2 separate regions of the Homo sapiens genome follow, and region 2 is linked to region 1. The links are chromatin loops, found by intact Hi-C in ENCODE. Cell type or tissue: endothelial cell of umbilical vein. All regions are shown on one strand. Links, peaks and the distances in the headings refer to the core of each region. The heading gives the core; the rest is flanking DNA.

The links. A loop is a pair of places that touch in the nucleus more often than their neighbours do. Peaks named below come from ENCODE experiments on the same cell type or tissue, not always from the same donor. Only the 100,000 strongest peaks of a DNase experiment are listed, where the experiment ranks them.
Region 2: it touches region 1 in a loop (8-fold over the local background); 2 of 110 quality-filtered maps call a loop at or near these places.

The regions. Positions count from the first base shown.
Region 1 is chr14:78,912,849-78,928,565 of GRCh38, forward strand. All of the region lies in intron 10 of NRXN3 (neurexin 3), which reads left to right. Among named protein-coding and RNA genes, the nearest start is that of NRXN3-AS1, 150 kb to the right of the region's middle. In endothelial cell of umbilical vein, for the core only: no CTCF peak of the experiment used is centred there; a DNase peak (open chromatin) is centred at 9,213; H3K27ac peaks cover 2,500 bases.
Region 2 is chr14:78,965,293-78,981,009 of GRCh38, forward strand. NRXN3 (neurexin 3) reads left to right here. Exons shown (of 21, transcript NM_001330195.2): 12 at 733-1,114; 13 at 1,916-2,106; 14 at 2,881-3,054. Among named protein-coding and RNA genes, the nearest start is that of NRXN3-AS1, 100 kb to the right of the region's middle. In endothelial cell of umbilical vein, for the core only: no CTCF peak of the experiment used is centred there; a DNase peak (open chromatin) is centred at 9,609; H3K27ac peaks cover 2,116 bases.

The DNA.
Region 1 (15,717 bases), core at 7,914-10,413:
AAGTTTTTTGTTTTTTGAATTAAAGGGCCCTGTCCATATCTATATATAAGTGAGAAACTGACTTTATTGGATGTCTCTAGTGTTTATTCATTCCTTGTTCCTTCGTTTATTCCTTCAACAAATATTTATTCAGCCCCTACTATGCCCTAGATACCTAAGCTATAGCAGTGAAAAAGACAGGTATGATCTCTCCTTCAATAGAGTATACATTTTAAGAGGCAAGGCAAACACTAAACAAGATACTAATTATACAGTTACAATCTTGATAAGATCTACTAAAGACAAGTACAGGTCGGAAAGTAAGCACAAAAATGAGAAACTCAATTCCATTTTTACAGCTTCCTTACATTATAGATGATGTTACCTCTAAGATTTTTTTCTTTTTTCTTTTCCTTTCTTTTCTTTCTTTCTTTCTTTCTTTCTTTCTTTTTTTTTTTTTTTTTTTTTTTTGAGACAGAGTCTTGCTGTGTTGCTAGGCTGGAGTGTAGTGGCGCAATCTCAGTCCACTGCAACCTCCACCTCCCGGGTTTAAGCGATTCTCCTGCCTCAGCCTCCTGAGTAGCTGAGACTACAGGTGTGCACCACCATGCCCAGCTAATTTTTGTATTTTTAGTAGAGATGGGGTTTCACCACGTTGGCCAGGATGGTCTCGATCTCTTGACTTTGTGATCTGCCTGCCTCGGCCTCCCAAAGTGCTGGGATTATAGATGTGAGCCACCGCGGCCGGCCACCTCTAAGATATTAACAGCCTTCTAATCACTAAATCCAATGTCCTCTTCTAATCTTTAGAAATGTTCATATTCGTTGGCATGGGAATATAACCATGAGGTTTAAAGTTTCTGCTTGTGCCTTTGTTTGTAGCAGATAAAATCTTTTGTTTAAAAGAAATAAAGCCTACTTGAAGTCCATAAAGAGAAAACAGATGAAATCTGGACTGCTTTGTTTGGAGATGCCTCATGGGAAGGTGGGAGCTCTGGCTTTCCCCACACTTGGTAATCTCAGGATCGTCTTTTCTTGATCCCCATGGTGCTAGTTTGGAAGCCACTATTCTAGAATTCTCATTATTATCAGCTATTTATGTATTGGCTCCCTGGCAGCCCTAAAGACTCTGCCTGGACTGACACATCCCAGTCCTATTCCCAGTTCTGTGCCGGAGTCTCTGAACACTTCTTGAACTGATCTGAGCCAAGAAAGAAACTTGGACATCTTTGGATTTGTGAAATCCAAACTGGACCCTCTTCATTTGCTGTGATTTCCCACCCATGATTACAGTTCACACTCTACTTACTACCAGGTCTCCAACCAACACCTCATTTATTAGTCCATCTCCTGTGTGTGCATGGATTGGTGAGGGAAATTAGAAGGAAAGGAAGATGATTGCATCCATCAATTGAATCAATGTATTCTGGGCTCCAAATATGTGCTAAGCATTGTCCAAGGAAGCTGAGGGTATAACTATGAACAAAAGAAACAAAAATACCTGCACTCTTGGAACATACATTCTAATGGAGGATATAGACAGTAAATACATCAGAAATTAAAATTGTATAACAGGTGGTGATAAGTTCGTTGGGGAGAAAATAACCAAAGAAAAAGGATAGGGTATGTCAGGGTGAGGAGGACCAAGGTTTACTACTTTAACGAATGATGTAAAAGATTGCCTGAGTGAGAAGGTGGCATTTGAGGAAAGATGGGTAGGAATGAGTGATACAGGTGTCTGCAGGAAAAGCATTGCAAACAGAGGAAGCAGAAAGTATAATGGAGCTTAGTTAGGAGCCTGGTATGTTTGAGAAACAACAAAGAGGTCGTGTGGCTAAAGCAAAGTAAGAGATGAGACTAGAAAAGTGGCAGAGGAGCAGATCCTGAATTGTCCTGTAGGCCATTTTGAGGACTTTGGGTTCTACTCTCAGGAATAACTGGGAAGAAGAGTGACACGATCTGTCTTCAGTTTTGAAAAGATCACCCTGGCTACTGTGTGGAAAATGGAATGAAGGGGGCAACGGGAGGTGCAGGAACATCATTTGGGAGTGGTTGACACAAAACAAGCAAGCAATAAGGGGAAGGAGGGGGGATAATTTGTTCAAGTAAGCCTCTTTCTCTGTTCCATTTGATTGGAACAAATGGTACAACTTAGCAGAATGTCCAGTAATAGAGGAGAAAGCAAATAAAAATTCAAAGATATTGAGATAGTACCTGAGTGGTAATTTAATTAATGGAAAAGGAAATCTCAGAAAGAGATGTTTTTGCCTAAGGGCTAGTTGTGAAAGATGACCCTGAGGCTCAATAAATTGCCTTCCATTGTCAGTGGTATGTGCGTGTGTAGATAATTAAAGAGGTGAGAATAAAAATAGAGGGAAAAGTCAAGGATTGAGTTTTCAATTTTAGAGTTTCTATATATGGAGTACTGTGTGGTTTATAAAACACTGGTATTTAATATATTTTATTACTATATAAATGAATGAACTACGTTTCCCAAACATCTTTCTACGTGTGAAGCAAAAAAAAAAAAAAAAAAAAAAAAAAACCACACAGAAAAAAAACAAGCAAGCAAACAAAAACAGAGGGAACAAGAGTTTAGAGAAGTCAAAGAAATAGTATTCAATTTTCTGTTTAGTACCATTTATTCAGTGTTCAGTGTCAATGAGGTTATGAGAAATATTCTAGATACTGGAGATACAAATATAAATGAAACACAGTTCTTGCCCTTAAGAAGCCCACAGTCAAATGGAAAATATATAGAAATAAATAGCACTGTAATGTGATAGGCAGACAGGATTGCTTAATTCTCACTGAAAGATTCAGATCAGAGTTACCCTCTGTGCAGCTTCTTGATGGATGATGGGGAGGGCCAGCATCTGGGGTTGGAGAAAAGAAAGGTGGGTCTCAGGGAAGAAATTCCATGTGCCAAGATACAGAGGGGTAAAATTATGTGGCCTTTTCAGTATATGAAAGCAGTGATTCACAGAACTTAGATGATACACCTTGACAAGATACTCAAGACTCCCAAGACAAGACACTCAAGAGAGTGTCTTGAAAATAGAGTCTTTAAGGAGTAATTCAATTAAAATTATGGCATTAGTGCAGACTGTAATTCAATACGACTGGTGTCTTTGTAAGAAGAGAATGTCCCTATAAGAAGATACTCAAGAATTCCAAGATAAGACACTCTTGTGTCTTGGGAGAAATTCTCATCTTGGGAGTCTTGAGTGTCTTGTCCAGGTGTATCATCTAGTACAGAAAATAGCTCAAAAATTGTGATAGCCTTGAGAATATATTTTACATTACTTACTGTCGAAACTGGGACTGTTTTTATCACAAAAAGGGGCACTATTAATAATTACACTGGAATGGGTATAAATTAAAGCAGTCTGGGGAAACCCAAACATATGGTCAACCTAATGATACCTGTTTTCCTGCATAAAGGGGTTATAATTGTACTAATTTATGGTGCAAACTGGGTGCTAAAGCTAGTGATGAGTTTCTCTGCTAGAAAAATGTTCCAAAGAAATAAACCAAGACAGTTAATGCAGAGTTTTGGTAGAAGGGATAACTACTTTTAGATGGTAGGTCACAGAAGCTTGTCCGAGGTGAGGACTTTGGGCTGAGTCCTGAATACAAACAGCCAGCTATGGGAAGCTCCATGGCAGGAGTGCTCCAGGGAGAGGGAATCCCAAAAGCCCTTTGTGGGAGTCCTTCTGTTAGAGAAGACCTGTTTGGATGGAGAATACAAAACCAGGGGGGCTTGGGAGATGAGGTCCGAGACATAAGGAGAGGCTAGTTCATGTTCAGCCATGTACATGTGGTGGGGAATTTGAGTTTTATTCTAATTGGTGGAAGCACAGCAGGTGATAGAGCATACCTCACGTACTAGTTTACAAGGGCTGCCTTCACAAAGTACCCTGGACTGGGTGACTTAAACAATAGAAATTTATTTCCTCGCAGTTCTGCAGGGTGGACCTCCCAAATCAAGGTCCTGGCTGAGTTGGTGCCTTTTGAGGGCTGTGAGAGAAGGATCTGTTCCAGAACTTTCTTCTTGGCTTTTAGATGGCTGTCTTCTCCCTGTTTCTTTACATTGTCTTCCTGCTGAACATGTCTGTGTCCAAGTTTCCTCTTCTTATAAGGACGCCAGTCATATTGGACTAGGGTCCGCCCTCATGCCATAATTTTAATTGAATTACTTCTTAAAGACCCTATCTTCAAATATGGTAAGCCTCTGTGGTATTGGGGTTTAGATTTCAACATACGAGTGTTTGGAGGGACAGAATTCAGCCCACAACACCTCATTAAGCCTGGAAGAGACCGTAAGAATATTCGATTAACTGGATAAGAAGCACTTAAACCCAATTTCTAAGAAAAGAGGGATAAAAAGGTATACTGTTTCCAGGTATAGTATGAAGGTCATGATATAAAACAGAAAGAAGCTTTTTAGAAGGGAACAAAAAACACTGGGGCTTACTTCAGGAGGGATGGTAGAAGGAGAAAGAGGAGCAGAAAAAATAACTATTGGATACTAGGGTTATTACCTTGGTGATTAACTGATCTGTGCAACAAATCCTATGATAGGAGTTCACCTATACAACAGACCTGCACATGTACCCTTAAACCGAAAATTAAAGTTAAAAAAAGGAAAGAAGCCTTATACAGAGGACTATATATAGCCTTATATAAAGGACTATATTAAGAATTCTTGTGAGAAGTCATTATTTAGGTGTCAGGCATCTATAGCCATTTAAACAGAGTCTGTGTGTAACAGTCTTGAGCTGCTGATGAAAGAAGGTGTAGAAGAGTGTTGGTGCCAAGATCTGGAGTGGAGTGGTAGGATCCTGACCTGGAGCACCCAGGAATGACTGTCCTTTGTGCACAGGTGATAGACAAAACTGGGGGAATGAGGAGTTGAACATGGAGGTATATGAGGAAGGCTCATCCGCTCTTCAGAAATCCAGAAACCTAAGTGTGAAAACACAGATTTGAGGGCCTCCACCTGACTTGGTGGGATGCTCTTCATAGGAGATATTCTCCTAATGTACATTACAAAGTCAATCTAGGAGTAATGTAAAAGTGATAGTTATCTTAAACAACCTGAATATTTTCTAGATATGTGATTTTGCAAAAATAAAAAAAATAAAAAAATAAAAAAATGAAAAAAAAAAAAAAAGGCCAGGCATGGTAGCTCACGCCTGTAATCCCAGCACTTTGGGAGGCCAAGGCAGGCAGATCACCTGAGGTGGAGAGTTCAAGACAAGCCTGACAAACATGGAGAAACCTCGTCTCTACTAAAAATACAAAATTAGCCGGGCGTGGTGGCGCATGCCCGTAATCCCAGCTATTCAGGAGGCTGAGGCGGGAGAATCGCTTGAACCTGGGAGGCAGAGGTTGCAGTAGGCCGAGATCACGCCATTGCACTCCAGCGTGGGCAACAAGAGCGAAACTCCATCTCAAAAAAAAAAAAAAAAAAAAAAGAGAGAGAGAGAGAAAAGAAATATCTGTGTTAGGAAAAAAGCTAGGAAAAGCTAAATTCTGGTCATTTCATAATAAAACGAATAATGAAACAAACAGAAAAATATTTTATGTGGAAGAACAGAACAGAGACCTTGGGCAGAAGTAACCATGACACGTTGGGGTTTGTATAAGTAATAAACGCTGAGATATATGCCTTAAACTTTAGACTGTCTGAGATCAGTTTAAGGCAAAGATAGAATATTATGACTAAAGAGCGTAAAATGAACTGCTGAGCATGCAAGTACCATAAAAAGGCCCTTCCTTCAGAATTGAGCTGATCCATATTTTTTCTCTTGATTTCATTTTCTACTTAGGAACTCAGTTCTTGACAGGCCACATATACAATGAATGTCCCAAAGATTGCAATACTGTATTTTTACTGTATATTTTTTATGTGTAGGTACACAAATATTTACTATTGTGTAACAGTTGCCTGCAGTATTCAGTACAATCACAAGCTGCACAGGTTTGTAGCCTAGGAGCATACCATATAGTTCAGGTGTGTAGAGGTTACACCATCCAGGTTTGTGTAAGTATGCTCTATAATGTTCACACAAAGATGAAATCACCCAATGATGCATTTCTTAGAATATTTCCTCATCGTTACGTGAAGCATGACTATGTAAGCATTGAGAATATGAATACACATGATTTCCACCAAGAGAAAGCATGTGATCCCAAATATAATTGGTAAACTAGTATTAAAATTTTTTATATGTCTTTCTCAATATCTGTTATATGAGACACACTTGTTTCACATAGAACAGATGAACTATTTGTTTTCCATCACTAGAATATTTTTCTTCTAAAACTTTTGACCTATTTGGGATTGAAATAAATGACTTCTAAATTTCCATCCATTGCTAATATCTGTAATTCTGTGTATTACAGATAATTGGCTAATTACCTGAGTATGGTGTTGCTTTTTTCAATTTATAACAGTTTAGACCTTTTAGGATACAGTTGTTGAAATATGGCACCAAAACACTAAGCATCTTATATTGATCGTGTGTCAATTTACCTAACCTTGGCAATTATTTTCAATATCTATTTTCCAAGGAAAGAAATGAGTAGTTATTATCAAATTACACAAGTGGAGAAGAATTGGAGTTTAGGTAAATATTTTGTTCTAAAATATCAAATGGTCATTTAAGCTGAATTGGGATAAAACAACCCCTATGAATTTTGCTGGATGGACACCATAAATGACAGCAACCCTGTTCTTCTGTTTTCATCATAGTCAAAAAATGCTTTAGAGTTTACTACTTCTACATATCTCATTTAGTTTTCATAATGGAGATTTTCTAATGCATGTTTTATAGATGAGCAAACAAATTGAAGATGTTAAGTGACTTGTTCAAAGTCATATATGTGAACACATATTGAACATAACTTATTTGGCCTTATTACTATAATGGTCATTAGAATATCTTTAAAAATATAATTTTTTAATCAATTGACATTACACAATTTTTATTTGAAGCTTTCAAAATTAACAGTAATAATGTTATTTTATTAAGCACTTATTATATTTCAGTCACAGTGCTAAGCACGTCACAGTCATCATCTAATTTACTCAATCTGAAGGTATGCCATTCTCTGAAAATGGCAATATACGCTTACAATTATTTGTAGCATAGCATTCTACACTAAAAAGATGAAATAAAGAAGTTGAAATTTTCTTTATCAATTAGGATAGCTAATGATCTTCTGTGGCAACAATCAGCATGTCTTACAGCTTAAAACAACAACGTTTACTTCTCATCCACCTTACATCCTATCTTTGGTGTACCTGGAGCTCTGTCTCATGTCGTCCCCACTCAGAGACTCACGCTGATGGAGCAGCCACAATCTAGAGCCTGGCCTGCCACAGTGGTAGAGGAAAAGACAGACTGGTGAACTGTGCAGTGATCCCTAACACTTCTGCCCAGAGGTGATGCCAGTCACCTTGATCGAAGCAAGTCAATGGCTACATCAAATATCAAAAAAGTGGGAAGTGAAATCTTAAAACACCCCGGAAAATACTGGAAATTTTTATTTTAGTTTTACTTGAAAAAAGTATAAATTTTGATTTTCTGTATTAAATCACTTATTCAAACAATGATTTATTCAACAGAAAGCATTGAACACTGTATTTCTTTTCTGACAACCACTTCTCCAATTCTCTGACACCAACTGGGTGCCCAACAATTTTATTCAATTCTGATACTACCTGGAGTTAGCACAGATCCCCCAGGTTAAGGACTCAGTCTCACAAGACTTCTGCTACTCTAGACACCAGACACTGTACATGGAGTGCTCGGGCTACCCACAGTTTTGTGCAGCTGACCACAAATTGGGGGTTCTCATGACCCCCTCCACCCCTCAGTTTCCATAATTCAGTAGAGCCACTCACAGAACCACGACATGTTCTTTATTTGCAATTATTGGTTTATTATAAAGGATTCAACTTAGGAACAGCCAAATTGAAGAGATGTATTGGACAAAACATGAGGAAGAGGACCCAGAGCATAGATGCCCTCTCCTGGCACACTGCCCTGCCAGCATGATGATATGTTCACCAATCTGGAAGATCCTCAAACCCCATCTTTTAGAGTTTTGTGTCCAGGATTCATTAAGGTAGACATGATTGATTATACATTGCCCATTGGTGATTGAACTCAATCTCCAGCCCTTCTCTCCAACCCAGATGTCAGGGACGGGGACCTTCAGTTCTGTTCCTCTAATCCAGTAGTTTTTAATGTAATCAGTCCTCATCCTAAAGCAAAAAGCTACCCTTTTCTCCCCCATGAGTTATTTCATTAGGGATCTTAAATAGAAGACTATTCCTTCAGAAGATTTTAGGAGCTTTGTGCCAGGAAGCTGGGAGAAAGATTTTTTTGTTGTTGTTACACTACACACAGCCATATGCTGAGCTTGGTGCAAGGCACGGGGGATACAGTGGTTAATGGAGCAGACACAGTCCTTGTCCTCATGAAACTTCAAGTTAGGCAAACTCATTGAAATGAAGATCAGTCTAGAGAAGTTAGTAAAACTGAAACAAAGATAAATAAAACATGAACTTGATTCACAGAAACACTTACCTCCATATATGAATAACATCAATTAGTAAACTGGGAGGAGGAAGGAGGTGCTGGGTGTGGAATGGACGGGAAAAATGGAGAAGTCAACACTGAATTTCTAATCACCTAAATCACTTTAAGTCTCATCTTTTTGACATGGTGATGGTCAAAGATTGGCACATTATTCTTATCAAAGCACAGGATAGGGTGCTAGGTGGAGGAACCAGGAAAGATTAGTCAGAGAAGATGCCTTGAAATTCTATGTTAGATTGTCATCTAGGTTATACAGCTCATGGACAAAAATACATGCATAAAATGATGCCCACATGGATTAATGGATACATGAAATTTTAAATTCCTAGACAAACATATAAATCAATGAATTATTAAGTTTATACTAGTTGTATATGGGACTATTTGATATTGCTTACTTTGTTCTTTGAATTTTGCATTTAGGAGATTTGTAGTATGAGTTTCTTGCAGAAATCTTAACATTTCCTTAAAAAACCACTTCCCTAAAATAATCCTTGAGGAAACATATTTGTCAGAAATGTTCACATCATATTCCTTTTGTTCTGGTTTATCTCATCCTCCTTGACTTCTCCACATCTCTAAGTAGGAAGTTATTTATTGCTGCTGAAGTTGTAACCCTGGTGATTTCGCTATCAACTTACAAATCACTTCCTTTCCATATGACTACAGCATGTAAGAATGCTGAGGTTTTCTTTTCTCCAAATAAGGCAGAATGCTTCAAGAATATTTTATCGTCCTATATGGATATTCTATACCTTTAGAGTGAACACTTTCCTCTATTAAAACATTAACAGTCATAATGAGATTCAGTCCAACTGGACCGAGCTTGTGAATAAAACAAGATGCTCCAGTCTGTGGTTCAAACATTTTGAACTTCCCAGAATATAATTAGGTATAGAATATAGTTCTTATCTTTCTTTGAGAACTTTTTGAATTATTGTTATAGTTTCTAAAATATCTTTTCTATTTTGAGGGTAAGGTCACAAAACAGAAAAAAATGTGTATCAGAGTATGTTGAATATGGCTGTTTGTCAGATCAAGTTTACGCTGTGTATGGGCCTTCGTCCAATTTAGATGCAGATGGTATAAGGGACTTTGAATATGCTATATTATTATTCAGCTGACTTCTCCAGTAAATAATAGTGTTCTTCAGGAACAGAAAACCAAACGCCACATGTTCTCACTCATAAATGGGAGCTGAACAATGAGAACACATGGACACAGGGAGGGGAACATCACATACACTGGGGCCTGTAGGTGGAGGGGAGCAGGGGGAGGGAGAGCATCAGGATAAATAGCTAATGCATGTGGGGCTTAATACCTAGGTGATGGGTTGATAGGTGCAGCACATCACCATGGCACATGTTTACCTATGTAACAAACCTGCATGTCCTGTACATGTATCCCAGACCCCAAAATAAAATTAAAAAAATAATAATAGTGTTCTTTAGCGTCTTTCATGTGAATGGAAGTTTTGCAGACATTGTCACAGCAGCATTTTTTCCCGTGGGTTTCCACTAAGTGGTGCCTTCGCCTTGGGGGAAAGGTGTCTCAGTCTTATTCCAGTCTGCTTCATTTACTGTTGATGTGATGATTGCTGCCTATGTAGTATGTGACTTTCTAGGGACAGGCGGTCAGGTTTTTCTGGACCCCTCTTTCTCTGAGGATCTCTTCAAAGGAATAGCCTTTGGCCTTGAGTGCTGCCTCGAGCCCACAAGCACCTTCTCATGGTTGAGCACACCCTATTGCTTGACTCAGTGAAATACATTGAATATCCTGCCAACACTTTTTGTTGTACATCTCTTTGCCCTCAGGCTAGCTACAGAAAGAAAAAGAGAGAGAGAATACATTTTTACATTTCCTGTTCTTCATGTTGAATGAGGCAGTTTATCTTCTGAACAGCTGCTTTGAAGGTTTGAGTATGTTCGATGCACTAAACATAACAGCATAGAAATGAAAAAAGGAGGTTGGCAAACTACCTTCTTATCTTCTTTTAAGGCTTTTGAAGGATTTAAGTTGTTTCACCTTTTAGTGGCATCACAGAGAGGTTGAGATTTCACTTAGAGAGAATGGCTTTGATGTGCTATTTTGTATATTAGTGAACAGGTTCACAAAGATGCCATTCTCTAATCAATGCTCCTGCTCCCACAAGACAGAAGAGAATTGAGGAATTAAGGAAATGCCAAGAGGTAGAACATCCAGTATCTTTGGTGGAGATCTTGCTTTGCTATGTTTCCTTCCTTCAAGTTATTTGATCTGTGCGTGTGCCTGAGCATTTATTGTACAACAGATACTGTGCTAAGGCTTTTATAAGCTTTGTATTGCTTAATGTTCATGGCAGCCTTGGGAAGAAGGTACTGTTAGAGTAGGAATGCTACTATAATCTTCCAACTGGGTTGACATTAATTCCTTAACCTGCTCTTTTTGACTTTTCTTCTTCAACCCATTGATAATCTAATTGTCCTATATTTCTGTAAGGTTATTCTAAGGTATTTTTTGAGATTCCTTATTAAGACCATTAATACGGCTGGGCATGGTGGCTCATGCCTATAATCCCAGCACTTTGGGAGGCTGAGGCGGGTGGATCACCTGAGGCCAGGAGTTCGAGACCAGCCTGACCAATATGGTGAAACACCATCTCTACCAAATACAAAAAATTAGCAGGGCGTGGTGGCACACGCCTATAATCCCAGCTACTTGGGAGGCTGAGGCAGGAGAATCACTTGAACCCTGGAGGTGGAGGTTGCAGTGAGCCGAGATCGTGCCATTGCACTCCAGCCTGGGCACTCTGTCTCAAAAAACAAACAAACAAAAAAACTTTAATACGTGTGAGTATAGTAGTGAACAATTATTATGGGCTTAGTAAGTGCCAGGTTTTATCTTAAGTAGTTTATGTGCAAACCCGATAACACCCAAACAACCATGTAAAATAGATATCATAAGCCCTATTGTATTTTAAATGAAGAAGAGATGATAAGAGACATCCCTAAGCTCCCACTGACATAAAATACAGACACCAGGATTTGAACTGGGCCCATCTTACTACAGAGCCTCAGGATTTAACCCCCACTCTTCCAGTTTTCTTCATGGCCTATTGTCAGAGTAGAAACATTATTTCTATTCTGAACATGGGCTGTGCTCAATAAATTATTGCTTCATCTCCTTGATGATAACAAACCATTGCCTTTCTTAAAAGTCTTTTCTAAAAAATTTTAGCCTAGTAATTTCAAAAAAAAGTAAAGCAGTAAAATACGTCATCCTGTAAAGTCTAAAGATTTGAAATTTAAAAGTTTTCAGGCTAGAGAACAGAACTTGATGTAATTTCTAGAAGTGAAATAACTCTTGTTAAAATCAGATGCTGCTGGTACGCAATCCAAAAGGGATTGTTTAGACCCTAGAAGCTTCAAATAAATTGAGTCTCAGAAATAGGGGGGAATTGAGTCACACAGTTCTGATTGTTTTTGTCAACCTACTGAAGAGGAACAGGAGCACCCTTCCGAAAGAGTTCAGAGCTGAGTGTGAGTATTCACAAGCAAGAACCTCTGGCACATCTTCATCTTTATAATTCCAATAGCAATGGCAAACAAGAAGACTCAATGTTTAACTTCAGATTTCATTAGACGGAGAGCCGTGTTTACAATCAGCTGACTCATTTGAGCGTTCTGACAAGCTCTCAATCCTATCTGGATCTGTTAGGTTGTCTTTTAAAAGAGGAAATATTTCAACAGAGATAATATTCCTATAAGCTGTGAAAGTCTGTCTAGAAATCAATTGTTAAGCAACCTATAGAGTTTAGAGCAGAAAAAGCTACAAAATGAAGTAAATTTTTATAGTGGTTTCTAGTGAGAAACAATGTATGCCCTAGGTGCAGTGGGCCATGGAGAACATTTATTACATTCTTCTTGTATGAACACTGATATACGAAGAAAATAAAAGCTCAGCTTTTGCCTTATAACACTACACTTGCCATGGTACACTTCAAAATTCACACATGCATAGGGAGATTATTTACACATGTGCAAAACTAGGAAAATAAAATAATGTGAAAACATACTAGTTAAATGTGATTGTGCAGCTCTTTTACTTCTATTCTGGATTGGTGTTTTTGCCAAACCCTCCCTATGTCAACACAGGTGACCCCTCTGAAAGGAACGTGCCAATTATAGTTGACAAAGGGGCTTGGTGCACTGAATCTTGAGAAATGATCTTGAATGACCTCCAGGATTTAAATATAGTTATTGAAAGGGGCCGAACCAATGAGATGATTCACAGCTTCCGCATGGAGCCATCTCTATATGCTAAGTACGAGGCCAGTCCTCATAAAAACCCGCCAAGGAGGGCAGTAGCACCATTGTTACCAGCACAGACTCCTCCCTTTCCTAGCTGTGTGACCTTAAGGAGAAATATACACTCCAGAAATCTGCTGCTTCTTCTCTGAAAAGGGCACAACAATAGTCGCCCATTGTAGAGAGGATTAATGGGATAATTATATTATGTAAAACTCACTGAAGTATTTTGTTTACATAGGGACTATTCAATAAACATAAAAATTATAATTATTACAGTTGTTATAATTCCCCTTTTACAGCTGAGGAAACTCCCAAGACCACAGAATAAGTGGAAAAGTTGAAATTGGAACCTACCTCTTTTTGACTCCAAATGAAGTGTTCTTTTTAATAGGTACAGTAGTTCCCACCTATTCATGAGAGATACCTTCCAAGACCCCCAGTGGAAGCCTGAAACCACAGCCAGCACCAAACCCTATATACACTGTGTTTTTCCTACATATACCTATGATAAAGTTTAATTTATAAATTAGGCAGAGTAAGAGTTCAACAACAGTAATTAAAAAAATAGAACAACTGTAAAAATAATCCTGTAATGAAAGTTATGTGAATGTGGTCTTTCTCTCTTATATATTTCTGGAATATTCCATTTAATATTTTTGGACTGAAACTGTGGAAAGCAAAACAGTGAATAAATACTGTAATTAGTGTTCATTGATAACATAATTTTGGCCAAGTGCAGTGGCTCACACCTGTAATGCCAGCACTTTGAGAGGCCAAGGTAGGTTCATCACTTGAGCCCAAGAGTTCAAGACCAGCCTGGGCAACATGGTGAAACCTTGTCTCTAAAAATAAAATAAAATACAAAATTATATATATATATATAATGTATATTTATATATAATATATATTTATATATAATATATATATTTATTATATATATAATTATATATTATGTAATATATATAAAATATATATTATATATTATATAATTATATATAATATAAAATATATATTATATATTATATATATATTATATATATTATATATATAAAATATATTATATATTATATATTTATATATATTATATATTATATATAATTTATATAAATATATAATATATTATATATATAATATATATATAATATATAATATATTTATATATATATATAATATATATAATATATATATAATATATAATATATTTATATATATATATAATATATATAATATATATATAATATATAATATATTTTTATATATATATATAATATATATATGCCAAATGTGGTGATGCACTCCTGTAGTCTCAGCTACTCTGGAGGCTGAAGTGGGAGGATCTCTTGAGCCCAGGAGGTTGAGGCTTCAGTGAGTCGTGATTGTGCCACTGCACTCCGGCCTAAGTGTTGGAGTGAGACCCTCAAAAAAAAAAAAAAAGTTTTTTTCAGAATTCCGACTATATGCCAAGCACTCTGTTGGGTGCTGATCAACAAGGTAGACTAAGTCTTTCCTTATGGAGCCCACATTCCAGCTGCCTCTGACAATGCTTTTCCCCATGGCACTCAGAATCCTGATTCCTGAGTCCTACAGAACATTCTGTAACTTGGTAATTCTGAGGCTGCCTTGGGGAACAAGCGTAAGGAGGAGGGTTTCCTCAGAGCAGAAAGGAGGGAATGTTTTTCCTGCAATTAGAGAGTGCAGTGACAGTGGCAACCACAGTAGCCTCATAGAGCACCAGGGATGACAGGGAAGAAAGTGAATGCTGACCTCGGCTGAAACAGCGCTGGCAGCTTCAGCAGATATATTACATGGTACTTACCATTACTTCATACAGTGTTGAGAGTTTTGGCTCTTGAGCAGAATTTCTGGGTCTGTATTTTACCTATGCTGCTCATGCATTTTATGATCCTATGTGGGTTATTTAAGCTTTTTGTGCCTCATCTATAAGATTGAGACCATTATGATATTGATTTCATAGGTACTTTGCAGGCAGGATTACCTATCTGAGAGAAACTTGATTTATTTCTTTGATGCATGCAAACTTAAGCTTGCCAATGCTCATATTTGTGCATTTTTCCCCACACAGGACAGTGCAGTCGTTAAGGCACCATGGTTAGTGTCATCTCTACATGCCTCAGCCTATCTCAAGGTCTCCTTTGGACAGTTTGCAAATGAGTGCCTGCCTGAGTCTCTATATCTGAGGGAGTCCTCTGCCTGGGGGAGCTTATCTGCCCATGCTCAAGACATGAGGGCTAGAATTTGTAGATAAATACAACAGCTTCCTTGTCCCTTGGAGATGATTCTCAGACATATTCCACAATCTCTCAGAGGCTCCCTGGTGGTACCAAATCCCAGTTGTCCACAGCAATAGTGGGGTTGTTAACCAGCTTTCCTCCCTTCTCTGTCTCACTGCCCCACTTCCTCAATTTGCTCTCTGGGATCTTCCCCCAAATAAATGACATGCTCCCAAATCCTTGTCTCAAGGTCTTGTTTTAGGAGGAACCCCAGGCAAAGGTAGTTACAGATTTTAGAGCAGGACTTCCTCCTGCAAATTCTGACTTCATTACTTACAGGGATTTTTTTTTTAATACTTTAAGTTTTAGGGTACATGTGCACAATGTGCAGGTTTGTTACATATGTATACATGTGCCATGTTGGTGTGCCGCACCCAGTAACTCGTCATTTAACATTAGGTATATCTCCTAATTCTATCCCTCCCCCTTACTCCCACCCCACAACAGGCCCTGGTGTGTGATGTTCCCCTTCCTGTGTCCATGTGTTCTCATTGTTCAATTCCAACCTGTGAGTGAGAACATGCGGTGTTTGGTTTTTTGTCC
Region 2 (15,717 bases), core at 8,604-11,103, 53 kb after region 1:
CCCCAGACTTTTGAATTCTAAACTCTGAGGGCCTAAGCCCCCCAGGTGATTCTGATACACCCTAAAGTGTAATGACCGCTTTTTAAGTCTGTAGTCCAAAGTCTGTGACAGTTAGGGGGGTAAAGTACATTGAGTGGTCTAGGCTGAGTAGCTTGATTAGGGTCAACTTTATCCAGTCCAGGTGGTTGAAAGGTCAAGAGGGGTGGGTAGCTTCCTAAAGAAAAATTACGTGTTATTATAAGATAAAGTAACAGTTGCTGGGCAGGTAAACTCAACTGATAAGTCTATAATAGAATCCTTCCCACGAGTACTAAGTGGAGAGTTATTACGAGAAAAAATACTTGGTAGTGATGCCCAAGACTTGTGTGTTGTGTCTTTACAAGGGTCAGAGCAACAAAGGCCTTTCTTCTTATAGTGTGTATTAGTGTCCAGTGATTCTCCTGAATGGAGAATATCAATAGTTTTATCCTTTAGCCTGGGTTACTCATGACCTCATATTTCCCCTTATATGATGAGCCGTGCTGAGCAGCTGCGTGACAGCATGTAATTTGGGCAATGCCTGATTGAGGCCAAGTAAGGTATCTACCATATTGAATATTTGGTTTTCTTGAACTCACCCAAGAAAGCTGAATATTCTGTGTGGAAACAGGTTACACCCAAAAAATATACTTGAGGGTGCTGTGATAAATGATGGTAACTTTTCTGTTTGTACCTCATTTACAATTTTCACAGGTACAATGGTGGGAGACCATACCCGTTTGGAGTTCCACAACATTGAAACGGGAATCATGACTGAGAAACGCTACATCTCCGTTGTCCCCTCCAGCTTTATTGGCCATCTGCAGAGCCTCATGTTTAATGGCCTTCTCTACATTGACTTGTGCAAAAATGGTGACATTGATTATTGTGAGCTGAAGGCTCGTTTTGGACTGAGGAACATCATCGCTGACCCTGTCACCTTTAAGACCAAGAGCAGCTACCTGAGCCTTGCCACTCTTCAGGCTTACACCTCCATGCACCTCTTCTTCCAGTTCAAGACCACCTCACCAGATGGCTTCATTCTCTTCAATAGTGGTGATGGCAATGACTTCATTGCAGTCGAGCTTGTCAAGGGGTAAGTAGAAGGGATCACGACTTATGTTGGACACCTTTAATCTACTGAAGCTCTACGTAAAATATGGACATAAAAATAACTTGTCTATTCTACTCCCTACCCTCCATTCCTGACACATTCTCGCATCTTCCTTGATTAAATGGATCCATAAAATTATTAGGTCTGGAAAGGAGAGAGGCTCATGATTTAATTTAAAGGTCTTCCACTAACTCAACACTAACAGACTTTTTCCTATGAAATGTAGCCCTTTAAAACTATTGAAGAAAAGCTTATTTTTGCAAAAGAGGGCTATGATTTGTATTGCATCTAATTCTTGAGTATTACTAACTACAACCACCCAATTTATACCAAAAGATGAAACATAAATATTTTAAATCCTACCATTAGCCCATATATGCAAGTTTTTAGAAGCTGCCCTTTCCTCAAGACATTTTACTACCATGTATTAGAAAATAGTCAAAACAAAAAACCAAAACAAAAACCAAAACAGATTAATGGTTGATGATGAATTTAAAAGTCACCCCCTTATGTTTTGTAGTGTACAACCTGTGCTACTTTGACTCTGGAGAGTATTAGTAGGTAGTGTTAATGAAGTGGACTCGATGAGTATGGAATTATAGTGAAGCATGATAGAATAAAATCTGACTATTCTTGTAACCTCATATCAAGATTTAAATTATTCCTGCATTATGCCAGTTTAGCATGGGGGATTTGAAGCCCACTATGTCAGTTACACACATATAGCCATTAAACCACTTCGGGGATTTTCCAATTATTGTTTTTTTTTTTTTTTCTTCCTAGGTATATACACTACGTTTTTGACCTCGGAAACGGTCCCAATGTGATCAAAGGCAACAGTGACCGCCCCCTGAATGACAACCAGTGGCACAATGTCGTCATCACTCGGGACAATAGTAACACTCATAGCCTGAAAGTGGACACCAAAGTGGTCACTCAGGTTATCAATGGTGCCAAAAATCTGGATTTGAAAGGTAAACCTTGTAAAGAAATTTAGTTTTTAATAGAGCTTTTCTTACAATAGATAGACTATTTCCAGAGGCAAACCACAGGTTCAGAGTGCCATGCATTTTTGATACATCATCCATATCCTGTTTTAACAATGTTGAATTATCCTGTAATGCAATTTTTTCCGTTTTTACTTAGACTACTCATCAAGAAATGGTTCATTTTCTCTGATAACCTCGGGAATGTCATGCTGTGGGGGCTGAGAGATGACAGGATGAGTGTCAAAGTGTGGGAAGGGCCGTAATACAGAGGAAGGAATATAGGCTTTGGAATTTCAGCTGAATCATTTAATGTCTGGTGTCATCAGTAAACTGTCTTAGCCTTGTTCAGCTTACATTTACTTTTCTTTGCAAAATGAGGATAATAATTGTTAGTTTCTGTATAGGTCGTGAGAAGTTTTGATGGCATGTCTGTATATCCCTCAGCATATTATTGGTAACAAGCACATAAAAAGCACTCAATAAATGCTTGCTTTGTTGACAATATTGTTAATCTTTACTCCATCTATGATGAATAAATTTTTGAGATGGTATATATAAAATGAATGACACATAATAAATATTGGTTTCCTTTTTTTGCAGGGTAGAAACTCAGGTGCTTATCTCATTTATGCTGTCCCCCCCCCCCCCCCCCAGCTATCTTATTCCTTATCTGATGAATTATCTCAAGTGTATCAAACTAGTTGACATGGTCACCACATCCTTTACTCATTCTCTTTTGCTAATTACTTTCCTTTCCAGGTGATCTCTATATGGCTGGTCTGGCCCAAGGCATGTACAGCAACCTCCCAAAGCTCGTGGCCTCTCGAGATGGCTTTCAGGGCTGTCTAGCATCAGTGGACTTGAATGGACGCCTGCCAGACCTCATCAATGATGCTCTTCATCGGAGCGGACAGATCGAGCGTGGCTGTGAAGGTACAACCTATTTTTTTCTTGTTAAGCTACAGCCTTGTTGCAAGCACCAAGCCTCTTTGCTGCCTCTGCCACTGCCTCCTTCCTCAGTTGACCAGTCCTGTCTCATTCTCATTTGCCACGTGACATTGCATCACCATCAGTGTTCTCTTGTCACTGGTTTAGTATGTCAAGACATGTGCCACAGGCTCCAGGAATGTATGTTGGCAGATGTTTTCTGAGTATCACATACTTGCCAATAAAAATAAAATAAAATAAAAAACTTCCCTGGCATTGACATCAGGCTTCTTTCAATGTGTACCTTGGCTTCCAGAATGGCTGAAACAGCACTGGAGACTTTTATTTATACTTTAATACATGATGAGGGGAAAACCAGAGATTTTATGTAGATGTCACTAATTAATAAAATGTTTCTTATTTTGGCTGATAGTGACTGCATTATTTAATGCAAATCTAGCAGGCAATAGGAAAACGATGTCCAAATGCCATGATGATGGAAGGGAACTAACATTTACTAAGTACTTACTAATTATCAGGCATTGCTAGGCAGTTCTTTAGTGTGGTATATTGGAACATTATGGGCTTTGATATTAGAAATACCTGGATTCAGCTCCAGGTAGTAGCTCTTGTTAGCTATGTGACATTTGGAAGGTGATGTAACTTCTGTAAGCTATATCTTTCTTACCTATAAAACAGGGCAATAAAACTTACCTTGAATGTAAGGAGATCAGAAATACACATAAAATGCCTGGTATGTAGTAGGTACTCGATAAATGGTAGGCTTATTGTTTACAAATATTATTTTATGTCAAACATCTAATAATACTGCATGTCTACCCATGCAGCACAACAAACCATGCTCAGCCTGTTCCTGTAGATGATCCACTGTCTCTTGAGATACTAAATGAATTTTACAGGTCTTCCTGAATCCAACAATTCTTTGCAGTGTAAACAATCTAGTTTTAACCAGCAGATGGCAGAAGTGAACACATTCAGCCTTCCCTAGTAGTCTTGGGTTGGCTGAAAACGTGACTGTTACCTAACTTGAAAGGCAAAGAAGTTGCCTGACCAAGGATCTATGTAATTATTTCCTTTTTTTCTTTTTGAGCCTTTTGGTTGAGCCTTATGGTCCTGTGTTTGCGCAATATATTGTGTTTCCTTGTATCAGTTGTTAATTTACCACATCAAATCTGTTCATTCCACTTCTGTGTTCAACTTCATGTATCGCTTCTGTTCTTAAACAGCTTCCATCTGGGTTAGCTCATCATCGTAAAGCACACATTTATAAAAGCTTCCTGTCAGCTTATCAGGCTGACTTGGAGTTATGGAAATTGTTTCCCTTTGCCTAAGAGTTATTTTTGTATTTTGCACTAGTAATAGGAATGTTCATTCCTATAACCCACTCCATTTTTCCTTTATCCAGAAATATTTCTTAAATTGTCTTGGCCAAATATGGTGTTTGTACTATGTAGTGTGTGTGTGTGTGTGTGTGTGTGTGTGTGTGTGTGTGTGTATAAAGGGACAGGAGGTTGGGAATCACTAAGCCCTTAAAGCAGCCACTTTGCTCCTAGAAATGAACAATTTCATTCAATCAGGGATTTTTGTCTCCTTGGCTTGCTTTTAGTTCTTTTGTGTATTAAAGGGCAATCCTGGAATAGACGTAGCATTTGGAATTAAATTGTATATAGTGTTTAGAAGATTGTAGAATGGCAGTAATTCCATTTATCCTGGAATAATTAATCATATGAAGTCAAATCACAATATAAGAGCACATATTAGAAAGCGTAAGATACTGGTCAAATGTTACAGAATTTTTATTATGCCATCAGTTCTTCAGATTTAAAAGTTAACAGGAATCATCCATTAACTCTATGTCAGTGTTTTCCAATAGATATATGTAACACATGCAATTATAAATTTCCTAGTAGCTACATTTTAAAAAGGTATAAAGTAACAGGTCAAATTTATTTTAATTTTGTATTTTATTCAATTTAACTAAATATACCCAAAATATTATTTCAGAATGTAATAGAGATAAAATTATCAATATTTTGCACTTTTTTTCACATTAAGCCTCTAAACTTGAGTTTGTATTTTATACTTGCAGCACACCTCAACCCAGGGGCTACATGCATTTAAAGTGCTCAATACACATGTCAATGGCTACTGTATTGGTAGTACAGGTATACAGAATACAAAAATTAAGGTGTAAATAAATAAAGCTATAGTATTGGATTAAAAGGAGGTCTAAGCTTTATAAAAGGGTACTAAAATGTATAATATAAAGGGAGAATGACCTCACTTAAGAGAGTTTTAAGAGAAGCAGTAAGAGCATCAGCAAAAAGAAATTACATAACGAGTTGGGGAAAATGTCCCTATCCCTATCTACAGCTCTATGTGCAGTTTGGCATTACTCATCACATGCATTACAGAGAGCTCCGACCTTCCTCTGAGTATGGTTGATTGTTCAAAGCCGGATATTGTGGCTTGATGGCTCCACCATCTGAATCTATGGTGAGTCCCATGAGCCTAATAGCACTGCACTCTATTGCCATGGAGATAATTACAACGGTTACCCACTGAGCATTATGCCTACCCCGCTGGGTGGGATGAAGTGGAGGGTGAGTGCTGAGGGAAGAAAGTCCTTGTTGATTGTACACAAATGACTTGGATAATTAGCCTAAGTGGCCAGGAAAAATGGCCCAAAATGGGTTAAGGCATAAATTACTGTCATTGGAAGTTTGTACCACTGTGAATAAGCCCTTGCAAGAGATCCCAGGAGCATTTTAGGGTTCTGTGTAAGATGGTGGGGAGGTAAAGGGAGAGCACAAAACACTGGAGACACTGCAAAAAGGCATCATTTTTATTCTGAATCTCTTGTGTAGAGCATGAGACCCCCAAGAAGGCCTTTGAGCATTAGGTAGTATGAGGACCACAGGAAACAGAACAAATTTCTTAATTTATCATTTCTTTTACATAGAACAGTAAACAAGTAGGGGATGAGGTTTTATAACTAAGAACTAAGACCAGAATCTCTTCAAGATATGTTTTATTCTAGCAAATCTAGAATACACAGATAAACATATATATATATATATACACACACACACACAGATAGATAAGTATCTGTATCTATCTACATTTAATATATGTTTCCATCAAAGTCATTGACAATGACACTTTAAGATCCCTAGGTAGTAAATGTGTTACCTTCCCTATTATATCAGACCCATGACAGCAGGTAAAATAAAAGGCAAAAGAGTCCAAAATTATTTTTATTTATTTTATTGATTGAGTGAGTGAGTGAGTGAGACGGAGTTTCGCTCTTGTTGCCCAGGCTGGAGTGCAGTGGCGTGATCTCGGCTCACTGCAACCTCCACCTCCCAGCTTCAAGCGAATCTGCTGCCTCAGCCTCCCAAGTAGCTGGGATTACAGGTGCCCACCACCATACCTGGCTAATTTTTGTGTTTTTAGTAGAGATGGGGTTTTACCATGTTGGCCAGGCTGGTCTCGACCTCTTGATCTCAGGTGATCCACCCACCTCGGCCTCCCAAAGTGGTAGCAAAATTATTTAAAAACTTGCTAATTTAGTACTCTTCAGCTCTCAAGTATGAGTAGCAAAAAAGAAAAAAATCTTGAAACTAGTATTTGATTTTATGTCTCTGATAGATGCAAAGTGTATAATTTAGATATTAAGTGCAATTTCTGGGCAACTCCTAGTCAACATTTAGTTGTAACTTGATACCTCTCAATTTAAGCTAGGGTTTTAAAAAAAATCATACCTGATTTAATATGTGGCTGGTAAATGTATCTTCCTATATTGAGGCCAGCTTTGCTGCAGAGGCCAAGGCATGATCAGCTAGAAATGTGGTTTCACAATTGCAGATGATAAACATCTGAAAGAAATACACGTGCTTTGTTTTGAAACTGGCACGAATAAATAAAAATGACATTAGTCTGGTGCCCTTTTGCCTGCAACTATTTGGGTTTGGATATATTTTTAAAATTAAACAAATTGAGCTTTTTGGTGTTCCCAAATCACCGTGATCCAAATGTCTAATTCCAGTGCCAAATTCCTGGGTGGCATTTGCAAGAGGGCACAAGGGGTGCACTCGAGTGACTCTTTCATGCTGAACTCCTAATGTTTAGAAGTATTTCTATGGGCTCCATCTGATTGCACACACGTGTCTTTCAGTCTGACCGTGCACTCCCTGAGGTTGGCTGTGTGGATGTGAGAAAGCTCTTGTTGCCCTTGTTGCCCGTTGCCTGTGCTTTGTCAAGTCTGATGCGCCCCTGCCCTGCTCTGCTGACTTGGCTCTGAGGAGGCCGGCTCTGTCCCTGGTCTGCGCGTCCCCCTCTGCCCTACTCCCCAACCCCATCTTTGCTGTCTCTGGTGAACCTGTAGAGCATTTCAATTGTCTGTCTGAGTGATGGTTATGCAGATTGCGTTTTCATTTCTGTAATGTTATCCTGGTTTATTCTACCTCTTACTAACCTCTGGTTATTGTTTTCGCTTTTTCTGTTCTTTTGCTAACAAAGTTGCGTTGACCAAAGCTGACCTGCAAGGTAGAGAAGGTTCTTGTTCCCATTACCACTTTGGACTGAAAGATGCCCTGTGTAACCCTTGGTATCTTTTCTTTAGAGATCTTCAAGCTGTCACACCTCTTGGACAGCAGCAATTGTGGGGAGGTGGCTGAACCCTGTGTTCTTCTGAAAGGGTGACAGATAACCCAGATCAATGCATGAAAAATAGCTATCAAGAGGAGACCTCATGGGGGAAGAAACATGATTCCATTTTGGGGGGTACCAAAGAGGTTTGACAGCATCCCATACCGTGACTATACATAAACATATTAATTTACTCTGGAAATGATAAATACCTCTCCAAGTAGTTGCCATGGAGGGGTTGGCTCCTCTTAATTTATTCACCATACATAGAAAAAAGAACTTGGAAGGAAAAAAAAGGCCAAGGCCAGCCCTTATGCCTTAAGTTATTATTTTCTGGATCAGGGAGGTCATTTCCTGGAGCAGGACATTTAAGTACTTGGGCTTTATGAAAGAGAATGTCATTTTCTCTTAACTAGTTTTAAAGTTTTAAATATTTCTGGGCATTTGGGAGACACTAATGTCATTAAAATGTTTCAGAGATTTATATTTTCTATTGGGGATTTTGGTTGAGCACTTTAATTTCCTGTTTTGTGATCGCAGGAAAAAAGTACTCTTGAGGAAGAAGATGATCTGTCATTTTAATCCTGAATACCCTATAAAATACCACATGTGAGATGTTAGTGAATATCTATTGCAGAAACTACTTCATCCACTATTCAAAGAGGCATCTTACAAAGTCAGTAATGGCCCACTGATCCTATGGTGCCATGCTGCTATGTCTCAGAATAACAAGGGAGGAACAAGCATTTTAGGTGTCTTTTGGCTGATTGTCAAGCAGGAGACTGAGCCTCATGACCTCTGCTGAGTTTGCAGTCAGTCCAAATTGTTAGAAGTAGTTAAGGCAAAGGTAACGTTCAAAAAATTACTTTTCATCTAAAAAGATCATTGACTTTGCTGTGACTTTCTTGTTATATGCCATGTAGCTAACCAGTACAAGCGCCTATCTATCCAGAATACATCCACCAATGAAGACTCTGTCACTATTTTACCATAACTTTGTTTTTCTTTATCGCCTCTTAGCAGATTCACATATATTTTAATATATATTTAAATTAAATAAAAGAATATACACTAGTTAGGACTTAAAGTCAGAGGAAGCTTTACAATAGCTTTCAGTTTCAAAGTATAGAGGGCCCTTGTGGCAATACTGTTGTTTTAGACATTATGTTTAATTGTCAAGAAAGATCCACTATGTATTTCTCTGTAAATGGAAGAGAGAGAGAAGGGGGCAGGACTCAATCTGAATGCAAGACAATCCAAGGAGATTGAAGCTCCTTAGGACTGGATTTAGCGGATTAAACTAGACAACTACATCTCTTCCCTGACTTTACTATCACGCAGGGTAAGAACTATATGGATTTTGAATTCCCAGAGCTTAGCATATTCTCTCACCTAGAAAATCTGGACATGGCAAAATAATCTGAAAGTTCTCATCCAAAGGAATAATGGTTTGTAGGGAGAAGTGAGTCATTGATTTCTATGCCTAAAGTAAATTGTTTACCAAAGCGTAGATACAGATTTAGGGACATAGTGGTTTGGAATATATTGATGTTTCCTTTTATGGAAGCTGTCTAGGCATCAATATGGTTTTAACATTATTACTTTATTGGCACGAACTTTCCTCCATTCTTGTAATGACTTGACAGTCTCTTTGTTTGTGGCAGGAGCTGCTTTTTTTTTCGATTATTTGGGGCCGTCTTACTCTTTCCCTGTTTTATAGGAAAAGCTTTTAGTTTTTTGTTTCCTAACATTGGGGTGTGGACTATTACTCACAAGCTGGCTTTTTCAGCTACAACCTGTGAGTATAGATAGTACTAATTACCATGAAGTATGAAGGGTAGTGAAGATATATGACAAGGAAATGAGGCAGTTGGAAGCCTAGACAAAAATGTATTCAGAAGGAAATATAACAATGAGGTGTAAGAAGTGACGTAATGAGTCTAGATGAGTCAACAGCTTAAGTCCTCTTGTTATTGTGTGGTTGGGGTAGTGTTTTATTTTTTATTTAAAAATTTTTAACTTCTCCAGTGAATGTGTTGTTGAATTTAACAGGAAGTTAGTGTCAGCTATGCCTGTGTATCAGGGACTAGGTACTGGGGATGCTAGGATACTGCAGATGAGATGCAGTCTCTAACTTCAAAGAATTCCACAGATGATCAGCCAATAATTACAATGCAAAGTGAAAACTCCTATCCTAGAGACATGCGTCCTGCCATGTGAGCATGAAGGAACACACTGGATCGTGTAGGGTCATGGTGGTCATGGGGAGTGCTCAGGGGATATCTTCTCAGACAGAGTTTGAGCTGAGTCTGAAGGACAAGTATGTTTTAGATGGATGAACGATGGAAGCACATTCGAGAGCTTGGCTTAATTGGGAATCTACAAGAAGCTCAATGTGGCTGAAATAATGTGTGTGGGGGGATATGATAGCACATGAAATGGGAGTGGTAGGATAGAGACAGGTAATGACAGACTTTTCCTGTAAGGAGTTGGACTTTATCCCAAGGATGCTGTGAGGAGGACAGAGATTTGGGTTGGATTTTCATTTTATCAGGATCACTCTGACACTAGAATGGAGAAAGGATGATGCAGACAGAAACTAGAAACAGAGAGCAGATTCAGGAGTGAAGCAGCATATTCCAAGACAGAGGGAAGAGACATGCCCCCAGTGCCTGTTACTTGACTTGGTCAAGGAGGTAAACAAGTTTCCCTTTCACATGAAACCTCAAAGAGCAAGAAAGAAAGTGAACTCTTTCTCCTGTTTGCTGCACACACCCTCTCCACTGCTACACTGTTATTCTGGTTAGTAGCACATGTATTTTCACATTATGACAAAAGATATCAAGAAAGAAGTTTACCGACTTTCCTGGTTTCAGGCCAGAATCTACATCTCTCTAGGTCAACACAGGAGACAGGAGCTCTCCACGGTACTCCTGTGATCCACGGGAGGGAGGTTGCCTTGCTGAGCAGTGCAGTCTTTGTATCAGTGTACCTTGGACAGAATGACAGCTTCTACAGAACATTCAGAAGTAACTTTCTAATTCCTTTTTGTTTTTAAGAAGGGTATTAGTGGAAAGGAAGAGATTTCCTAAAAGCCTATTCATGGAAGAAAGGAGCTGCAGAACTATAAAAGAAATATTAAGATTGACCTGTTTGGTGTGAGGCAGATGACATAAATTATGAGAAATAAAAGAATAACTCTTTTTTGTATTAGGTGATTAATTAGAATCTTCCTATTCCATCTTTAATTATAACTTCTCTTAGCAGGTTTTATTTCTGATGTTTAATGACTTTTTTTCTAGAAATGTAAGGTGTCCCTCTGCCCAGATGGTGAACACGTGGTCAGGGGATCCAGGATCCATTGGATCTGGGTGCTAAGTGCTGGCTATTTTGAGAAAGTCAATCAATGTATTGGGTTCAGATGCCTTGGAAATCTCAAGATTCTTTAAAGGCATTTTAGAACAGAGTTAGAATTAGTCAAACACCTTTAGTTAGGTAAAGGAAATTTTAATTCCCCAACTGTCTTTACTATGATGAATATTGTCCTCCACCTCATTTTCTCCGAAACTGAAGATTGTATCACATTCTCCATTGTATTTTTTGTTATAAAATATAGTACTTGACCTACTATAAGTTCCTCAAAATGCTTTCTATTGTGGAAAATAATAAGAGAGACATAAATTGCAGTGAACTTCCCATTATTGTTCTTGTGTCCTTTTCCTCCACATTATACGAGAGAGGCGTACAACACAACTGTGTCAGTGTGGCACACTACCAAAATGCATCTTGTTTCTGGACTCCTCATCAACTGTACACCCAACTTAAGTGGGAGGAGGAAACCTGATTATTGTCCTTTCTAGCAGAATTGCTGATGATCTTTATTGAGAGTCTCCTTGATGAAGGCATACACTAAGGACTTGGCAGGTTGTATCTCCATTGTGACTACAACCTTAGCTGATAGATACTGTTGTCTGTTTCATAGGTGACTTTATAGGTCTTGCATATGTTCTTTCATTTAATCTTCACACCATATGATGCAGTAGAAATACATATCTCCCTTATACAGATGGGGACACTGAGGTTTAGAGTTTAATATCACCAGCCCAAGGTCACATTACTAGTAAGTGATTAAACTGGATTTTAAAGCCCATGACCTTTCGCCTATTATGCCGTATGGTGTGAGTCTGGGTTTGCTTATTTCCAAAGCAGAAAGAGTACATAGATGACCAGAGAGTATCTGAGAGTGTCCTCCATGCTGACTTTATGGTAGATGGTTTTCATATCAACACCATTTCGAAAAGTTCTAGATAATATTTGCACAATGTTAGAGCAAAGTATTTTAAATTACCTCTTTTTTTGTTGTTGTTGAGACTGGGCTTTGAAACTCCTTCTCTCTCTCTTTTAAAGTATATTCCACTGCCCCAGCAGACCCCTACATCAGTGCCTAGAAAACAAGGAAAAGCAGACAGACTCCTCAGTTTACATTTTCTAAAGAATCATTGACTTATGAGGGATTGTGTATCACTTTGAAAAGAGTTATTTGACCTTTGTGACCCAGGCATCCCATGAAAATAGGGTGGGTTGAGGAAGAAGGCTTCATGCTACCAGCCATCCTCTCACTCTTACAAATACCCTACCTGCAGCAAGTATCAACTCCCACCTCTCTACTGTCATGGAAGGTGCTGTGGGTAAATCACTTTACTCTTAAGCTGTAATTATTCTTTTTAGATCATTGACCATCAAGAGCAGTGCTGTGCTAGAGCTGGCACTGGCACAGGAATTTCTAGGAATTTTGTAAGCCAGTTTACATGAGGCAACATGTTATGGCTTGAAATTGGCTATGAGGGGAGTACTAATAAAACCAACACATGTTACAAATCAGTTTTATTTTCCTTTTCCTGGGGTGCTGGTTGTTAAACATTTACTAGTGATATATCACCAATAAAAGGCCACTGGGGATAAAGATACCATGAAGCCATCTCAGTCAACCAATTCCCATCCATGGCCATAACCAATTTTATACCCAACGTATTATGAGAGGGTTGAAGTGGTTGAAGAGAAAAGGGTGTTAGTGAAACTGCTCCAAATGTTAGATTTTATTCTTTGTCTTTTTCACTGATCACTCTAATCATGTGACCTTTTTAAAACCTCTGTTTGAGAAGAGGAAGCCATAAGCATCTGAACATGCTTGAGAAGAGTGGTTTTGATGCCTTGCTTAGCTTTGGTAAGGCATAGGTCCTGACTTCAAGACAAAAAGCATGATCTTGGGAATACAGCCACCCTTAGGTCTCTCTGACAATGAGATTTTATAATAAGATTTAGGACCCTATTCTCTGGCATTGCCTTATGTTCTATAAAATGTGACCTAGAGTATTCGCGTCTCAGTGGATTCACTTGACATTTTTAAGTGATCATTGCTTTCTTATTTTAAAGCTAAATATAAGTGAATTTGGCTTCCTCCAGTTAAAATGAATAGATCTTATGTTGTCTGTAAATGACTCTCTTCAGAAAAGCCAAGGGGACTCAACACTGTAAATTTAGAAATACTCTGAAAGCTATGGAAGTAGCTTTGCTGAAGGGTCCAAGACATATATTCAGCTAAGTAAATAGGCTATCCTTATTATCAGGAATACCCTCTGTATTAGTTAGGGTTCTCCAGAGAGGTATCATATATATCATATATAGGATATATGCATCTTATATATAATATATAAAATATATATTATTTAGATATATACATCTTATATATAATATATTATATAAAATATATATTATTTATATACATATGTATAAAAATAGGAATTGGCTCACATGATTATGGAGGCCAAGAAACTCCACAGTCCGCTGTCTGTATGCTGGAGAATAAAACAGTTGGATTCTAAAGCCCTGGGAATGGGGGTGGCAGGGGCAGAAGTGGCATGATAGTGTAAGTTCTGCTCTGATTCGAAAAGCCCAAGAACCAGGAGCACAAGTGTCCAATGTCTGAGGGCTAGAGAATATGGCTATCTCACCTCAAGCAAAGAAAGCGAATTCCTCCTTCCTCTGCCTTTTTCTTCTATTCAGAATAGGACCACAACAGATTGGATGATGCCTACTCACACTGGGGACCATCTGCTTTATTCTCTTCACCAGTTAAAATGCTAATCTCATTTGTAAATACCCTCAAAGACATACCTGGAAATAATATTTCATTATTATTATATATAATGACCAGGTATCTGGGCATCCCTTACCTCAGTCATTTTGACACATAAAATTAACCATCACATTCTCCTGAAGACTCTCAACTCTTTAATTTTTATATTTTAGCAGTCGAGACTATAGATTGCTCAGGTAGGCAGTAAGAGTCTTTCATAATCCATTTGCATTTTCAAAAATTTCCCTGTAGGGTTTCTATAGACTTATTTATATGAGACTTATATAAATACACACACATATACATAAATCTATGTATATTCATCTTTTTTCTGTACTTTTTTCCTTCCACCCAACTACTGTTCACTCATTTTTTTCCTATAAAACAATGTAAATTTTAAAATGTGAAAGTAGAAAGATTAGGCACTTACCAGGGGTAGAAAATTAAACTAAAGTTGGAAGATCTCTTTAGACAGTTCATGGCATGTATTATTCTGTTCTCATGCTGCTAATAAAAATATACCCAAGACTGAGTAATTTATAAAGAAAAAGAGACTTAATGTACTCATAGTTCCATGTGGCTGGGCAGGCCTCACAATCATGGCAGAAGGCAAACGAGGAGCAAAGTCACGTCTTACATGGAGGCAGGCAAGAGAGAACTTGTGTAGGGGAACTCCCCTTTATAAACCCATCAGATCTCATGAGACTTATTCACTATCGTGAGAACAGCATGGGAAAGACCTACCCCCATGATTCAATTACCTCCCACCGGGCCCCTCCCACAACATGTGGGAATTAAGGGAGCTACAATTCAAGATGAGATTTGGGTGGGGACACAGCCAACAATATCAGCAACTCTTATAATGCTCCTTCCCATGGAAGCTGTGGTTTGTTGGGACAGGCAAACCCTTTGGTTAACACGGAATTCTACTATGATAACTTCACATTTAGGTTACACCGATAGAGTCTAAGCCCTTTGACTTAAGCCCTTCACTCCTTGTGATTAAAGTTAGTGAATGTTGATAGATCAGCCTCACCTGGTCCCCACTCCTGGGTCACCAGCCTTGGCCCTCTAAAGGAATGGACATTGAGAAGACAAACTTGATATGGCCTCCAGGCCTGTCACTTCTCCTTTTCTCCCTTACCCTCTGCCTGCTGCACCCTACATTTCTCCACCCACTTCTTGTCTGGCTAGAACCAGGTGGTGCTGCTTTAGCACTATTTATGAATTTCAAATTGGGGTGTTTGAGACATAGGTTTGGTTAAGTCTTATTTGGGCAATAACAGAGGGAAAGTGCATTCTGATACTAGTGTTGTGAGCTTTAGGAAGAAAGTCTATTTCAAGGACCTACAAACAATAAAAAATACTCTATCAACTTTGGTTTTCTAGGCCATGAAGAGGAATTGACTAAATCAGTGTACACGTGCTGTAAGGGTGGATTAGAGCAGTAACAGGCATAAAATGGTTGTATCAGACAATTCTTAATGAGAAGAACAATCCCACCATCAAGAAAAATGATAGGAAATTTTGGCAGCCATCAGAATTATCTGATAAATAAAATGATAAGGGAATGAGATGCAATTTCATGTTTTCCAGCAAACCAAAAGCAGGGCTGGAAATTAGAAACCAAAGTACTAACACCATTGACATCTTATTCAGTCTTTCCAGACACATTTCTGTTGTCTTGTCACTTTCTGTAGTATACAAAGAAAGTCACCATCTTTTCTCAAAGGGATATGTGACTATTTTCGTGAGAGTTATTCACATATCAAGAGCAAAAATAACTTATACCATTCCTATACAGGAACTTCCTAAGGCCTTTGGATGTTTTAAGATATTAATAATTAATAATGACAATGATA